Regions from separate parts of the Mus musculus genome. Here region 1 is linked to region 2. The links are chromatin loops, found by intact Hi-C in ENCODE. Cell type or tissue: heart. All regions are shown on one strand. Links, peaks and the distances in the headings refer to the core of each region. The heading gives the core; the rest is flanking DNA. Region 1 overlaps Hoxaas2 (Hoxa cluster antisense RNA 2). Region 2 has its middle 16 kb from the start of Gm32328.

Region 1 (2,810 bases), core at 260-2,759, 990 kb before region 2:
GATCCGTGTCAAAGGGGGTTCTTTGGCTGGACACGGGTCTCTGCGTGGAGTTCTGGCAGAAGCGAACTGTCAGCGGCTGCGGCAGCACCGCGACTCTGGCGTGAGGCCTGGTCCAGCGTCTGCCTTGGAAGCTCGGCGAGTTCTGGGGATAGAGGCCGCGGTTTCAAGTGGCTGCCGCAGCTCGGGAAATGCCAGGCTCCCGGCCCGCTGAGCTGCCTGGTTCCCAGCTGCCGCCCAAGCAGGGCGCCAGGCTGCTAAGTGCAGAGCGGCCTGGCAGAAACAAAGGCGGCCGGCCTCGGGCTCAGCGGGGGGCGCACAGGTGCGGGACGCCGACACCAAGAACCCGGGGCTCCTCTCCATTCCCCCGCACCGAAAGCCCATCGGCCAAGGCCTCAACCTTGGAACCGCACAAGGTCTTAAGCTCTTCCCACAAGCTATCGAATTCCAGGTCTCCACTGAGGATGCTTCGCGGTTCATTATCACGCCTAAAGAAGATGGGGGGGACGGGACTCTTCTAAATTCACCTCAAAAGGGACCTACTCTCCCTTAGGTCTCCAGAAAAAGGACTGAGCTTCATAGTCCTCCAGGTCTTCCTTGTATTGGAAGGAATCCCTTCCATGAATCTCAGCATCAAATTCCTCCCGGAATTCAGCATCTGCCATTCTGTGGATTTATTTCCTCTCTTTTTATGGCCCCAGGGGGAGGAGGAGAGAGAAAGGAGATTGGTATCTTTCTAATAAAAATGCAATTGTACAAGTACTTCTTTCATTTGCTGCTACACAAGCTTAATATTACATTTCCACGTTTGGATTTAAGATAGGATGCCCGCTGACTGGCTGGCAGAGTAAAAGGCAGATACGGGAAAAGGGAAATATTTCCATCTCCAAAGTAAAGAATTACAGATCCATGAAGGCAAATTCAGAAAAAGCAAGCTTCACAGCTGCATCCCATCACTAACCCCTCAGAGGTGGAAGTGAACGACCTGCGTGTGGAGATTGGGGGCATCTGAACCCACATTCTCTCTGGATTGTATCTTTCAGAGGCAGAAGTGGAAAATGTCGCCATTTTGTTTGCAATCTCGAATATCCATCATCATGGCCTCTACCCACCCACACCCCAGGCACCCTAAGAAAATCCTTAAAAGCAAGAGCTGGCGTCATTTCTGGGTACCTGCTGAGTCCCAGAGAGCAGCGTTTAGGAGCCCTTTTCACGGTTTAGGAAAATCTTGAGGATACAAAAGCAGGCTGCCGCAGAACGCTGGGAGTCTCACGCCAAAGGAGCTTTCCCCACGTCGTCGTCTACCCTCCTGCTCTTGATTCGTCCTGCTCTTGATCCGTGCTCTCTTTTGGCCTGTAGGGAAGTTGGATTTGCTCTCCCCACCCCATCTCCTTAGGATGCACACATCAGAAATGCAAAGGCTGGAAAACCAGTCTTTGAGGAACTGGAGCCTTTGGGGTTATTGAAACCGTGCAGATAACACTAGTCTTTTTATGTAAGCATTTTAAAAAACATGCACAAAATTACCTGAGAAAATAAGGGACAGCATCAAGGGGAAGAGGTGTGTGTGGGGTCTCCCCCTGAAAACCTTCCAGAGATAATCAGCATTTGAACCTATGCCTACAAACCTTCCCTTTGGCTTCCTCCTTGCCTCAGGGCAGAGATTGTACCACAGAGCCTCTCCTTCTCTTGCCAGTCAAGGCATTCATTTTGGCTTTCAAAGAAAAAATAAATTCACCTCACGCTCAGCTTCCTGGATATTAAAAAAGAAATAGTTATTAAAATATCTCCAGAATTAAAGTAATAGATTGGGGAAAGATCTGAATGCTGGAGCAGTCTCAGAAAAGGGTTTTCTTCCAGATGGCTTTTGAATTAAGGCAGCTGAGGAAGGCAAAAAGCTTTTTCACCCACGCAGCCTGACAAAGCCCAATGCTGTGGGCAGCCCTGCTTTCTAACTTTCCTCTGTCTCTCAATGCTTTCTGGTAAAAGCAAATGCCCAAAGCCACCACCCTTCCATCTGCAAAGCACCTTCCCTGAAAGCAGCCTTAGAGCCCTCTCTACGGCCAAACCCCGATCTTTAAAAAGACAAAATTTCCCTGTTTACTTGCGTTTCCTGCCCTCCTCTTTGCTGGGCCACATTTGAGCTTGGAAAAAGCTTGAAGCTGAGATGTGTTCTTAAGGGCCAGAAGCTGTCAGGGCTTTTGGTGAGCAAGATTGATCACACCCAGACTTCCTTCAGAGCTTTGTTTGGAATAAAAGCAAGAAAACTGGAAAAACCCTTACATTTTCCAAAATAGCATCTCTATCTGCAAGGTAATGCTCAGAGCTGGTCAAGGCTGGAGACCACTTTAGAGCCAAACCCCCTAACTGCTAGCTAGCCTCAGAGATGGAGTTCTGCCCTTGCTCCTTGGTCAGCCTTTCTTGTTTTCTGCATAGTATTTTCTCCCCCACCAACCTTTCTCTCCTTGGCCATCAGAATGATTTATTTTCCTGCCACTGATGCCTGCCGGCCTGGGGCATTCTGATCACTTGGTCCATTTCAAAGGAAAAAAAAAAAAAAAACCAACCCCAGAATCTCCATCCATCCTTAGGGTTTGAGGGAGAGAAGGTACCTTCATTAGATCTCTCTCTCTCTCTCTCTCTCTCTCTCTCTCTCTCTCTCTTCTGGTATGGTGATTTTTTTATTTTAAGTTCTTGCTTGGTATCTAAAGGTGTTGTCTTTTGAATCCTTCAGCCCTGTCCAGCACTCAGTCCGAAGTCCTGCCTCAGAACTGGAGGAAAGAGAATGAAAGGAGAAGTAGAAGGATATAACT
Region 2 (2,810 bases), core at 130-2,629:
GGGCAGGCCGTGGGTCCCCAGCTGCTGTGGAATGACTTGTGGACAAAAGGCGATATTAAGATTATAATGTTTGAATAATGGTTTTTGTTTTCCTCGCAATGAAAAATTCTAAGCAGGAACTAAGAAAGAAAGAGGGGACTATACAGCACAGGTTGTCGCTTTCCGGATACCCAGCCACGCCTCTCTCTGCATCCCTCCCCAAAGCGTCTCCTCTGCTCCCCCTTCCCTGTTTTCCCTTAGCTCATTTGAGGGATCGTAATAAAGACTGTGAGCAGCTTGAATGATTTTATTAGTATCCAAGACTTCCACATTTCAACGTATGCATATGTGTTACTTGTAAATTTGTACAGGGAAAAGATAACACACACACACACACACACACACACACAAAACAAATACAACAAAACAAAACACTATGTATGGTAAACTGACCAGAAAAGAACCTGGTGTATGGAAACCTTGGCTTTGTGTGGTATGTGTGTGTGTGTTTTGATTTTTAAAAAGCCATAATGTATTCGTTACTGCTTTGGTTAACTAAGCCATTTGAGGAGGAGGAGGAGGAGGAGGAGAAGGAGGAAAGAAATAAAAACAAATAAACCAAAAAGATCCCACATGCACACGGGGTCGGGAGTGGGGAGGAAAAAGAAAAGGGTTAAAAAGTAAAAAGAAAAATATTTAACAAAAGCTTAAAAAATATACAATGACTTTTACAAGAATTCAGCCTATGAATTTTACAGTCACCAGTTAAGGAAGGCGTAGTGCACCCTGCACTCAGCACTATTTACAAAGTCAAGACGTGAAGTTGGAGGACAGCTTGCTGAATAAATCCAGTTAGATTCTTAGGAGGAGACCGAACAGCCAATCCCCAAAACATAGAAGAACCCAGAGGCCATGGGAGGAATTTCTTAGTTTACCAAGGCTAATTTAAAACAACTTCATAGTTTAATAATATAAGTGCAGTTTTGAAATGCAAAAAGATACTCAGAAAAATTTCAAGAATGTATTTACATATTATTTGTATATAAAATAATTTAAGATATGTAAAGCAAATATCTCTATACATATATACACAGATAAATATATATGCAGTGGCTTTCATTGGTTAAGGATGAATTTTGCTTTCCCTTATTCATTTTTATATTATGAATATATATAATTTGGGTGTTGAAAATAATAGCCATACAACAAAATACATTTTGAAATCTATATTAGCCCACAGTCAAGTTCAAGGGAATAACATTGTTCAGGAGTGGGGGAGATGGCTTTGGATTGTTCTTTCAACCGGCTTCGGGTAATTTCCCATATAATCCAAACTCAAAAGTGAAGCAAAAATGTGTTCATTTCAGAGATACACTTTGTTTTTTTTTTTTTTTTTTGTTTGTTTTGAGACAGGGTTTCTCTGTATAGCCCTGGCTGTCCTGGAACTCACTCTGTATACCAGGCTGGCCTTGAACTCAGAAATCCGCCTGCCTCTGCCTCCCAAGTGCTGGGATTAAAGGTGCGAGTCACCACTTATCTACTATCTATTTTCTTCAGATATTAATTTTTTACCTTTACACAAAAGCCAGTATTCTTGCACATTTTAATTTTATGCATTTATTTCATGTCTACGTTAATACAGATTGTGTCTCCACTCTTTTATGGCACTCTGGGAACAAAACATTCGTTTTAAAAAAAGCAACGATACGCAAATGCATGAACATACGATCGTATACATATACATTCTTACTGTTAATTTTAAAAGCACTCACTACGAAAAGGACTTCGAAATAAACAAAGCCAACGCCTCCCACTGTGCTCTTAATTTTCCTTTTTTTTTTTTTTTTTTTTTTTTTGTGGCTGATGTTTGTCCACAAAGGCAAATGAAGTCTTTAAAATGTACATGAACAAGCGCCTTCCAGCTGTGAGCATGGAATTGGCCAATCAGTTTTTATTCAAAGAGATTTGTAAAATGCCACTGTAACATTCCTGCTTAATTCCTATCTGGCCAGGACTGCTGCTTTTCTACAGAGCATGCCAGTTCTCCATGTCTTTTTCTTATTCAGCCAGAAGAGAAAATGAATGAAATCACCCTTTTCACATATTCATAAACAAGAAAAATGGAATGAAAATGTATTTATTTTTTCACCGTCAGCAACTAACTTTATATGTTTAGGATGTGTTTCAAGTTTTCATTTGAGCTATGTTTGGATGCTTTAATCATCACTACTAGCTAAAGGAAACCAAAATGCACAGAGTTCTTTTCACAGCCATCTGCCACCACAATGAAAGGACTTGGCTCTGGAGTTTATTGGTTATACGCTTTATTATAAATAAAAGTGTATTGCTGTAAGTTTATGATTTAATGATAAACAGAACCATTGCTTTGTTGCTGGAACCCATACTATCAAGAAGTGGAAAGAAGTGAAAAGCACTAGAGACGTAAAATGAAGAGTGAACTGGGCCCATTTGCTCTGTTTAGAGGCCTGAACACAGCCAATCATGCGTTTTGTTAAATACTTGTTTGATGATATTCTTAATCACATATCCTTCGTCGTTTGCTGGTGTTCTCAGGTGCTGTTAATAAAAACCAGTATTCCTAAAAGCACAAATAGATTGGAAGCAGATGTTGTTAGTAAAAACGGAATTGGCAAAAGGAAAAAAGTTTGCAATTTAAAAACGGACTAATGTCTTTAATGTGCGAGTTTGCTGTGACTATGCGTTCCTGAAGGATGTGAAGCCCAGGGAAAGAGTTCAGAAAAATGTCTGAAAGAACAGTGCTGGAATTGCTGGCCGAGGTTGTAGGAGATAAACTAAACATGAAGAGTAGC

The links. A loop is a pair of places that touch in the nucleus more often than their neighbours do. Peaks named below come from ENCODE experiments on the same cell type or tissue, not always from the same donor. Only the 100,000 strongest peaks of a DNase experiment are listed, where the experiment ranks them.
Region 1: a loop joins it to region 2, with 4 times the contacts of the local background. A loop is called at or near these places in 10 of 42 quality-filtered maps.

What each region holds. Positions count from the first base shown.
Region 1 is chr6:52,166,251-52,169,060 of GRCm38, reverse strand. Hoxaas2 (Hoxa cluster antisense RNA 2) reads right to left here. Exons shown (of 3, transcript NR_131182.1): 2 at 1,171-1,350; 3 at 1-682. It also overlaps a transcript of Hoxa3 not described here. Among named protein-coding and RNA genes, the nearest start is that of Hoxaas2, 2.0 kb to the right of the region's middle. In heart, for the core only: no CTCF peak of the experiment used is centred there; no DNase peak of the experiment used is centred there; H3K4me3 peaks cover 2,448 bases; H3K27ac peaks cover 2,402 bases; H3K27me3 peaks cover 2,500 bases.
Region 2 is chr6:51,181,079-51,183,888 of GRCm38, reverse strand. No RefSeq gene overlaps it. Among named protein-coding and RNA genes, the nearest start is that of Gm32328, 16 kb to the right of the region's middle. In heart, for the core only: no CTCF peak of the experiment used is centred there; no DNase peak of the experiment used is centred there; H3K27me3 peaks cover 1,653 bases.